Linked DNA regions of Homo sapiens: region 2 is linked to region 1. Evidence: chromatin loops called from intact Hi-C (ENCODE). Cell type or tissue: GM12878. All regions are shown on one strand. Region 1 has its middle 25 kb from the start of CEP120. Region 2 overlaps CSNK1G3 (casein kinase 1 gamma 3).

Evidence for each region. Hi-C counts contacts between places; a loop is a spot of excess contacts. Peaks named below come from ENCODE experiments on the same cell type or tissue, not always from the same donor. Only the 100,000 strongest peaks of a DNase experiment are listed, where the experiment ranks them.
Region 2: it touches region 1 in a loop (2.1-fold over the local background); 2 of 110 quality-filtered maps call a loop at or near these places.

What each region holds. Positions count from the first base shown.
Region 1 is chr5:123,446,828-123,449,327 of GRCh38, forward strand. No RefSeq gene overlaps it. Among named protein-coding and RNA genes, the nearest start is that of CEP120, 25 kb to the left of the region's middle. RefSeq lists a silencer at 1,409-1,518. In GM12878, no CTCF peak of the experiment used is centred here; DNase peaks (open chromatin) are centred at 1,344 and 1,701.
Region 2 is chr5:123,544,218-123,546,717 of GRCh38, forward strand. CSNK1G3 (casein kinase 1 gamma 3) reads left to right here. Exons shown (of 14, transcript NM_001364140.2): 2 at 1,200-1,624. The coding sequence starts at 1,447. Among named protein-coding and RNA genes, the nearest start is that of CSNK1G3, 33 kb to the left of the region's middle. In GM12878, a CTCF peak has its summit at 1,504; no DNase peak of the experiment used is centred here.

The DNA of each region.
Region 1 (2,500 bases):
CTATTAATTTTTACCATATTAGAATGTTTTGGTCTCAAACCATATATGATGGAAAATTTTCACACAGAGTTCCTTTAAAAATGTCTGAAATTCGCATAGTTTTTGCATGTCTAATTCCATTTGGCACCTGCTCCTTTGAGGGCAAGAACAGAAAAATCATCCAACCTTTAATGTGGTCAATTTTATCCTTTGAAGCACAATCCTGTTGAAAATCTGTAAAACTTAACACCTATACTTATGTGAATTAAACTCTGATATTTATTAATTACAAAACTTTTTGTGAATATAATTACATATTCTGCAATTTTTTTAATTTGGGGGGAATATCAACTTGTTTTTGGTTTGTCATATAGTGCCCAAGTAGACATTGGATCTTTAGAACTGATGTGTTTCTCACTTTCCCTCTCACTGATAGGATGAAAAAAAGCATAAGGGAGATTTCAGTAAAACACAGATAGCATAGGTGAACATCTTTGTTTTCTCATTTATGTGCCACGAGGCTACCTTAATTCTTCCTATATGAAAGCAAATTCCCTTAATAATAAAAATATATTTTAAAGGTTTTTTAATTTTTAATTTTGAAATAATTATAGACTCACAACAAGTTATAAAAATAGTACAGGTAAGGCATGGTGGTTCACACCTGTAATCCCAGCATTTTGGGAGGCAGAGGTGGGTAGATCACTTCAGCCCAGAAGTTCAAGACCAGGCTATGCAACATGTGAGACCCCATCTCTGCAAAAAAAAAAAAAAAAAAAAAGCAAAAGCCTGGTATGGTGGCATGCACCTGTAATCCTGCTTACTCGGGAGACTGAGGTGGAAGAATTGTTTGAGTCCTGGAGGTTGAGGCTGCAGTGAACCAAGATTGTGTCACTGCAGTCCAGCCTGGACAACAGAGTAAGACCTGTCTCTAAATAAATAAATAATAAAAATAGTACAGAGAGGTACTATGCATTGTCCATCCAGCTTCTCCCAATGATAGCAAATATTAACATGATTAACAGATTTTTCATACACAACAAAATATTTCCAGTCAATGACCATATTGTTTTTAATTAAGCAGATTACATATTTTTCAATAATTTCAACAGCCCTCTAGACAAATTCACTTTAGTCATCTAGTGAGATTTAACTAATATGGTGGCTCTTTAGCATGCCTTAGAATCAGCTGCAGGCACATTAAACCAGAGGTTACTGGGTTCCTCCTCCAGAATTTCAGATTCAATAGGTTTAGGGTGGAGAACCAGAGGCTGCAGTTCTAATAGGTTCCCAGGTGATGCCAATGATAGTGGCCTGGGAACCACACCTTGAAAACAAAAGAATGAAAACCACATAATCTATGGCTGATTTCATGTTTTTAGAATGTAAGCTTAAGAAAGTCAGAACGAACTTGAAAGTGAAAACACAACTAGTGAAACTAGACATTTTATTATCTCTAAATGAGTAGCAGAAGAGGTTTGGGAACAACCGAGTCTGGCCAAAGTACAAAGGTTGTATCTTCAATGAAATTAAATTACTAGAAAGAAATTGTGACAATGAAAGCTAAAACTTAATCAGTGGAATTGCTCTCTGTCTGAAGAAAATAGGTATTTATAGGGAGGGAATGATCTGTATGGATTTTTGGAAAAAGAACATCTTCCAAAGTAAAATTTGTGGTTATTCAGCATTACTCAGAAAAGGGAGCACATTGACGAAGTGATATGAATAATCAACCTGGACTGAGTGGTCATGCATGTAACCAGACTTGGTGAGACTAATCATTGAGAGCATTTATCTCTTTAATTGTTACATTTGATTTGCATGTAAGAGTTGCACTTACTTGTTCTTTTTCTGGCAAACTTCTGATACACTTGGAAATTATGTATTTTTTTCTTGAGACCAGGGTCTTGCTCTGATGTCCAGGCTGGAGCACAGTGGCATGATCATGGCTCACTGCAGCCTCGACTTCCCAGGCTCAAGTGATCCTCCCACCTCAGCCTCCCATGGAGCTGGTACTACAGGCATGCAACCCCATGCTTGGCTAATTTTTATATATTTTTTTGTAGAGGCAGGGATTTGCCATGTTGCCCAGGCATGTCTCGACCTCTTGGGCTCAAGCAAACTGCCTGCCTTGGCCTCCCAAAATGCTGGGAGTACAGGCATGAGTCACCGCACCTGGCCGGAGATTATATTTTTTGATGTAAATGAACGCACAGGCATTATGAACTATTTATCGATCTCATATGAGTTTTGTTAGTCCCTAGGCTGTATCAACTCTAAGGACCCAGACAATCAGAATTTCTAGATATGCAAGTACTGGTACTTCTAAGGGCTTATTGGGGTGATCAAATTGTGTACATACCTCTGTATCTCCTCTCCATATGACAGTAAAACTACTGTTTATACATTCTGAAAAATTATCCATTTTAAACACATGAAATGTTTCTATTTACTAGAACTCCAGAGAAGAGACCATGATGTTAATTACAAATGTCAGTGTTGTCAAGAACTGTGAAGGTTC
Region 2 (2,500 bases), 97 kb after region 1:
AGTCTCTTTTCAGTCAGCTCCTCTCTTGCTCATCTGCCCATTGCTTTCTTGCAAAGTGTTTTCCTACTTTTTCTAATAAGCCTGCCTTTCTTTACCAACTGTCTTGGTAAATTCCCTTATTGCCTACACCACCGGCCCCAGTTAGTCACTACTTGTAACAGTAATTGTATATTTGGGGGTTGCTGAAAATTAATCAGAAAATACTGTCCGTTTCAACCCTTTTTATGGTTGCATTATATAATTAGAAAATTTTTGTAATAGGAATAAGTATTTGATATCAATCCTTGTTTCTTCATTAGTGACTATATTTTGAATTTATAACTTCTTTAATAGCAACGAATGATAGCCCACTCAATTTGTTCAAACAAAAGTAGGGAAATCCTGTAAAGGTGCAGAATTACCACAGAATTAAGGTACATTTGATCACTGCAATTCCCAGAGACTATGAATGGGGCAGACTCTTCCAAAAGCCTTGAAAAATATTTTGAGCTTTAATGTTTTTATCTGCATGTTAGAAATTTAATACCTAATTTCTGCATCTGATAAGGTTGATGCCTGTCAACATTTCACAGTCTTGTGAAATTACATTTATGTTTTTAAGGCCCACGTTAAATGTTATATAAGAATTAATTGTTTTCTTTGAGGGGTGGGAAGAATGTTCTTGATATTGTCAGTTCTATGCTCCAATCCCATGTGTAATTATAAGGTAATACTTGAATAAATGAAAATCATATGATAATATATATTTAAAAAAGACTTTGAAAATTATTAAGTATATGAACATGGGGAATATATTTTTATTAAGGTATTTTATTTTTATAATTCATTCTCTTTCTACTTTTAAATTGAAAATCTTATGTTGACTTACTGGAATTTTTTGAGTACTTTTTGTCTAATTGAGGTAATTTTAAGTTGGGAGGTTTATATTAGTGAATGTATGTTGATTTATGAAACAGTATAATTTTGTTCCTTTAATTTTTAAGAAGTAATTGAATCCCTGATATCTTTGTTTCGTATCTTTGTTATTAAGGTATATAAATAAAGGGTAGTGGTTAATTTAAAAGTATACTGTGGTTTGATTTCAATGGGCATCAATAGATAGCAGTAATTCTTGCCTAAGCTTTTGTTATGTTATCTAATTTCCCAGACATATATTTTAAAATTCTTAGTTGACTAATTTCCTTTTCTTAATATTCTAGCTCTCTATCAATATCAGCTCACATCATTGAAAAGATAATTTTGAAGACATGTTTTGCTGAAAAGACACTAAGAAAAATTTTACGAATGGGATGAACATGCTCCAGTTAATTGACTACCTACTGCAATTTGAATGTTAACATTACCCATCTGGTACAGTTACCTAGTGATGTACCTATTTTCACAATACCCTGTTTCAGTGTGCTTGTCTTGATTAAAGAATTCAAAGTGGAGTACCGCAAACTTGATATGGAAAATAAAAAGAAAGACAAGGACAAATCAGATGATAGAATGGCACGACCTAGTGGTCGATCGGGACACAACACTCGAGGAACTGGGTCTTCATCGTCTGGAGTTTTAATGGTTGGACCTAACTTTAGAGTTGGAAAAAAAATTGGATGTGGCAATTTTGGAGAATTACGATTAGGTAAGACTATTTTGTTTATTCCATTATGTTAGAAACATTTTAAAAATTGGAAGATACTTTTTAATGAAAATGATTTAGTTATTTAATTGTTTAGTTGTTTAATGGTTGTGGTAATTTTAAAGAATAAAGATGTTGGAAATTTCTTTTGTAGTTGTATTTTCATGTGTAAGGAATTCCCTAGTATAGGAGTGTCTACTTTAGCCATCCAGAGATTGACTATCCAGATTATGAGAAAACAAACAATTAAATTAAAATAGCCCAGTAGGCTGAAATAGCTGCCAGTAAAGCCTTTGCAATGTTCTTTAGGAATGATATTTAGGCCACTTTTTCAGATTCAAAAATGTTTAGTAATTGATAACTTTTGGGGCATAGGTATGGCTTAAAGTCAAGTTAATATACTGAAACTGCATACAATTAATGAAATTTACATCATTGTAATTTAATTTTTTCCTTTTACCCTTCCTTCTGCCCCAAGTATGTTTGGGGTGGGGCTCAGGAGTCTATATTCTTAACAAGGGGCTCAGAGTATTGATTCAGGTTATTATAATTAGGCAAGTTTGGGAAACACTGGTCTAATTAAGCTTCCTAACTCTATATTCAAGGCAATTGGAACTCAGTGAGGGAAAATGAATTGTCAGATGTTCACAACAATTGAATAACAAGCTCAGGATCAAAATCTAGGTATTTTAACTTCCAGTACAGTAGTGATGTAGCTTTTCCATTGCAAAAAACTAAGAAGGAGGGTGTTATGGTTATAATGGTTGTATAGAAGTCAGTATTCAGGTACCAGGAGGGCTCTGGTCAGTGGACCACCAAGAGTGAACTTTAGATGTAAAAAGAAAATCTGACTTCTCAATTTATTTTAGATTCAATCCT